Linked DNA regions of Homo sapiens: region 1 is linked to region 2. Evidence: chromatin contacts called from ENCODE Hi-C or POLR2A ChIA-PET data. All regions are on one chromosome and are shown on one strand. Each heading gives the region's core, a stretch centred on a gene start or an enhancer-like site at or near the end of the contact. The rest is flanking DNA. Distances are from core to core; before and after follow the strand shown. Region 1 overlaps RND3 (Rho family GTPase 3). Region 2 overlaps LINC01818 (long intergenic non-protein coding RNA 1818).

Region 1 (2,700 bases), core at 105-2,604, 180 kb before region 2:
TTAAAACATACTTTTTTTTTCTTCAAATAAAAAAGTAACCATGTCTTTGTCTAAATGTGATCTGTCTTTTATTATCTACTTCCTGATTTAGCTGTTTAGCTTTGTTCTTTAACATAGGTGATTACAGAATCTGGCCTAACGTTTTCTGAACTAGAAGGCTTTGGAATTTTTTGATTCTTCATAGTAGTAACAGATAAACCTGCATATATAAAAGTTTTCATGATGCTTTCAAATCACAAGAAAAAAATGGGGCATAATTAGATTAAGTGATTTGATCATATACAAAAAAGAGCTATGATACTGCCTAAGATTAACTTGTAGAAAAGATGGAAATCCTTCAAGTCTTTAAGAATGAAGCAATATGATGCAGTCTCAAGTCACAGGTTTAATACTAATATAAGCCTAGTTTGCCTCTCTGCCCTGTGGGGTCCTAAGCCTTGGTCCTTAACCCATGCCACCTCGCAAGGCATGCCCTTGTTCACAGCAGTTGTGGGGATGACCCAGAACACAGCTTTTGCAGCAATTCGTGGAAGGATAAATAACACAGCACAACATAATACAAGTTACCCCACTGATCTGGGAGATGTACAGTAAGCATGGAACAGCTTAAAAGAGAGGACTATCTCCCCATAAATCCAGTTGATTCTCAGTCTTCAGCTAAAATACTTACATATAAGTTTTACATAAGTGTCCAAAGATACTCTGTGGGATTTTAAAACAGTGCTTCTTTTTACACAGCTAAGTCACTTCATATAAAAAAATGCATCCTTGTGGCTTCTTTTTTTCTGAGTGGCTTTGGGAATCTTGGAGGTATAGTTATTTGCTTGGAAATAATTCTCAGAAGCCCAAAGCAAAGGGGGAAGCAGAGAATCCAGCATGAGTGAACAAATTAAAGCACACTGACATTATGAAATGGCCTTATAAACAATTTTAAGCACAGAGATTTACTGAAAATGTCTGTAACTCATTCTCGTCATCAAATAGTAAAGGAAATAAAAGTACTTTCCAAATCCTTCGTGTTGAGTAACTTCGGAGCATAATGTCTAAGTCAGGCTTGCAAGAAACTCATTTCTCAACAATCACTGGCACAGAAAAATAAAAAAATAAATAAAAAGCTGAGGTTTTGCTGACCTTGGCAGTATTTTATATGCTGTACAGTAATGTTCCTCTCTGGTCAATTGTTCTTTCCTAGCAGCTTTAATTTGTTGAAGCAAAAGAAAAACGTTTGTCTTCAGCCTTGGGCATGGATGCCTTCGTTTTCTCTGACTTCTTGCCTTAGCAAACATTTCTTCTAAGCATTCTGTGAACATTCCTTTCTATTGATTAATGATCATGGTTAATGCCTTTTTAAATACTAAAAGGTGGTTTTCAAACTCTGAGTAAGACTTACACTGTGTCTCTCTCATTTTAATCTTTTACAGGAATAGTTTCTTAGAAGATTCTAGTCTTGCAGGGAGTCTGTCTTGAGTACAAACTTAGAAATAACTCAGGGAGTTATTTTTATTAGAAAGAATTTTTTTAAATGACCTCATCTTCTAACTCTCCTGAAACTCTTAAAGCTGCTTATCCTTTTTCTACTGGGTTATTTTGACACCAGCATTCTGTTTTAACCTCAAAGTTTTTATTTTTATCATTTTTCTATTCACCAAATATTTATTGAGTGCCTACTACATGCCTGTCACTTTTCTGAGTTTGGCTCATAATCATGAATTAAATACAGTCTCTCACATGGGGAATTTATAATGTAGTAGTGGGAGACAGTCACTACCAAACTATAGTACACCAGAACTGGTTGTCATTTCCATTGACATAAACTGAATCAAAGAAAGTGAGTAGGCACTAAATATTCCAATACATAGCCAGGCACATTAATGCAATAGCCGCATATGTTACACCACATACGGAAGATGATCAATTGCTAGTGAGAGGACGCTCCCTTCGTTCTTTATGTCTCCCAGAGGCAGTTGGTAACTTATTTACAACTTTAGGTTCCTCTCAGCTCTGGGAACATAGTTCTTGCCTCTTACCACTTGTTCATATACTTGGCTACATAAATTCCCTTTCTGTTTTCTCCTTTCCTGAACATAATCTCCATGAATATGACTCTTTCTACAAAACTACAGCATATAAATAAATAGACTCAAGCAACATAAAGTATTGTGGTGGGCTGCATAATGACTCCCCAAGCATGTCCACCTCCTAATCCCAGAAACTGTGAATGTTTCCTTGTATAGCAAAAAGGACTTTGCAGTTGTGATCAAATTAAAGATCTTGTGATGGAAAGATTATTCTGGATTATCCAGAGAGGGCCCATGTAGTCACAGACCTTTATAACAATTATGTAGGAGGAATCAGAGTCAGACAGTGGCAATGTGATGACAGAGATGACAGAGGGTCAGGCAGAAGGATGGAGAGAGATTTGAAGATGCTATGCTGCTGGATTTTTTTTTTTTTGGCAGAGTCTCACTCTCTGTCACTCAGGCTGGAGTGCAGTAATATGATCATAGCTCACTGCAGCCTTGAACTCCTGAGCTCAAGTGACCCTCCTGCCTCAGCCTTCTGAACAGCTGAGACTACAGGTCTATGTTACCATACCTGGCTAATTTTTAATTTTTTTTTTTTTTTTTTTTGGTGGAGATGGAGTCTTGCTATGTTATCCAGGCTAGTCTCAAACTCCTGGTCTCCACCTCTCAAAGTGCT
Region 2 (2,856 bases), core at 17-2,516:
CCAAATATTTATAGTCACAAAATCAAAGATTTTGGAGTGTGCACACTTGCGTGTGTGTGCATGTGTGTAAATGTGTATATGTGAGTGTCACTATGGAAACAAATCAACTAGATAGCGAACTAAATGAAGGTTCTTCTCTTCCATTCATCTGTTTGCTGGCAGTGGTGGTGATGTTCGTAGAAAATTAGGCCTACTAGACCAAAAAAAAAAATCTTCATGGGCAGTAAAAGAATTAGCAAAATGGTTGCTGATTTTAATCAGAGATTAAGTAGAAATATAGCACATTATAGTGTATATAATTAAATCTGTGCCAAACTAGGTGCTACATTGAACTATTATTAAATTATATATATATATGTGTATTTCTATAAATCAGTGCCTGTTGAAGAATATCAAAATGATCACCTTTTTGATACCCTTGCAATAGAGAATTCACTCCTCTGTCTTCTCAAAGCTATAAGTTACTGTTTCATCATATGCACAAAAATCCCTTATATGCATTTTTGAATAGAGGCCTTTAGACACATTTTATCTTTTACATTTTAAATTGTTTTAATAGAAACTTGCTGTTCTTCATGGTGTAAACAAATATATACTTTACAAAACTCTTCTTTCATTAATAGTTAAGTTCCTTTTTGAGAATCAGCACAAAATAATTAAGTTTCAAACATCTTGTTTCAAGTTACTCCAGAATAGAGCACAGCTTATAAATATATAAATGACAGTGGGGTGTGGGAATGGAAGGGCAATGGCTTCAGCGTTTAGACCATTAAAACTGTCTTTTTGAATTACATCAGCTACTCAGAAGGCCACCCTAGATGAAACAGTCATGCCCTTTGGCCTGGGACAGCAAGCAGAGTATTATCCCAGCTGGTCAGGGCAATGGGCTAAAAGAATCTTGCAAAAGCTGATCCAAAATAACAAGGATCTGGCATTTTGCACAAGCTAGGCCTTGTACATAGTCGCTGCACAAAATCATTAGATGTTGCAATACTATTTCAAAGTCAACTTTAAAAGAGAGAGATTTTTTTCTTCATACAAACATTTCAAATATTGGCTTCATGGTGAAATAGGGAATTAGGCATTCCAAGTCAGTCAGACATGATGCTTTGGAGATTTGCATTAGTGATTAAACCACTATATCCCCAGAAGAAGCAGCTGCTAAATAACATTCCAGTGCTTCCAGAACATTCCTGAAACATAGAGAACTTGAAAGGGCCCTGGGCCACATAAGTCCCTGGCAGTCCAAAGAAGGCAGGCAGGCAGGCAAGCAGGCAAGAAAGAACCCAATCCTCAATGCTTACTGGATTTTGGCAATAATTGTAGGTCAAACATATTTTGAAAGTTTGGACCATTGAAGCCATTCCTTAACATTACACATACAAGACCACAATTCAATGGCCTATTGGCATATTGCCTCATTTGAAGACTCTAGAAGTTTCCGTGTGCATTTCCCCCACATAAGAACCTCCTGCATGAACTCAAAGGGCAGATTTCATTTCAATTCTATTTCACACACTCAGCTCACAACTCCCACATGCAGGTGTCAGGAAGAACTAAAGGAAAAGACAGCATGAAGCATTTTACGAGACTCCTGTGGACATGCTCCAGCTAGAACATACCCCAGACCATTGGAAACACATGCTGGACAGCTGCTCTGGGCTCACACACTCATTGTAGGTGTTAACACACATTGCATGATCTCAGCATGGAAGCGCAGCAGTTGTAAACACGTGGAAACATAGAAGCTGAGACAATTCCAAACATACACCCCAGTGCGCACAAAGTAGGGTCTAGTGCACAGCAAAACTCTTCAACAACTTCCCAAAGCTATAGTGTTCTTCTTAGATAACAATAGCTCCTCACCTCTCTTGGAAAAACCTAACTTGCTGTAGTTGTGGGCTACAGCTTCCATTTGCTTTACCCTACTGGGAAGCAACTCAACATGTGGTAAATTCCATTTGCGTACCTCCTTGACTGGTTTGGGATTGCAGATGTGTGGGCGTGGAGTGGATCAGGAAGAGGAATGAAGTTTCCTTTTCCTGCAGAGCAAAAAGAATGCTGTTTAGGTTGTGAACAGGAGGAAAGGAACAGCCTGCACATTACAGGACATGTTCTTTTTCTTGCATCTTTCCTGCCTTTGCCCCATCTTACCTTCTAAATTCTCTACTGGCAAGTTGCCCTGGAAATAGGCACCAATGTGTGCTGGTGCAAAAGTCGGTATTACTGAAAGGAGGGGCAGGAGACAAGAGAAGAGCACTGAGCTCTTCAAACATTTTTACTTTTTCACTGTGATACATTTATTAGTGCTTTTCAAGAAGGGATTGATTCTTCTTATATAAAGTGTCTCTGTGGATGTGGGGGTGGGGAAGATCAGTAAGGCATTGGTAGCTCAGCGTCAACAGCATGGCTGCTTAGTCTGATTCTAATAATGTATACTAATTGTTATCCCCTCCATCACCATTATGTCTGTTCCTCCAAATCCATGCAACAGGTGTTAGAACTGTATTCTTTCCTTGGGTCCATTTCTAAGTCTCTGATCTAATCATCTGCTTCACAACTTCCAATCTCTAAGCTCTGGCAAAAAACATTCCTTGCTCTTGCCTGGCCCTGGCCCCTCAGGCTCTAGCAGCCTTAGCCATTGCCCACCAGCCAAAATCCTACTTTTGCAATGCAAGAAGGTTAAGCAGGCAGGAGGGCTATCTGCACAGCAAGTTTTGAGCATGCCCTACCTGTATTCCCCAGCACCACCCACCATTGAGATAACCCATGTTTGGCCTGACCAAATGTTCCTCCTCTGGGCATTTTTACAGATAGATCCATTCCCTTAGCCTTTCTCCAATCCCACCATCCTGT

The links. A loop is a pair of places that touch in the nucleus more often than their neighbours do. ChIA-PET counts read pairs that join two places held with the same protein, here RNA polymerase II (POLR2A). Pooled maps may share reads with other maps.
Region 1: a map of IMR-90 shows a loop between it and region 2 (3-fold over the local background). The contact joins two enhancer-like sites. A Hi-C loop is called at or near these places in 7 of 168 maps with a recorded cell type or tissue (IMR-90, PC-3, cardiac septum and 4 more) and 3 of 50 pooled maps. POLR2A ChIA-PET finds 5 or more read pairs at or near these places in 3 of 52 experiments (AG04450, MCF 10A and RWPE1).

What each region holds. Positions count from the first base shown.
Region 1 is chr2:150,465,550-150,468,249 of GRCh38, reverse strand. It overlaps RND3 (Rho family GTPase 3), which reads left to right. Exons shown (of 6, transcript NM_005168.5): 6 at 1-55. Among named protein-coding and RNA genes, the nearest start is that of RND3, 21 kb to the left of the region's middle. Within about 2 kb of position 1,354, at least 3 of the 41 ENCODE cell types and tissues checked have a DNase peak (open chromatin) inside an H3K27ac peak, as active enhancers do.
Region 2 is chr2:150,281,246-150,284,101 of GRCh38, reverse strand. The region is part of intron 2 of LINC01818 (long intergenic non-protein coding RNA 1818); the gene reads right to left. Among named protein-coding and RNA genes, the nearest start is that of LINC01817, 26 kb to the right of the region's middle. Within about 2 kb of position 1,266, at least 4 of the 41 ENCODE cell types and tissues checked have a DNase peak (open chromatin) inside an H3K27ac peak, as active enhancers do.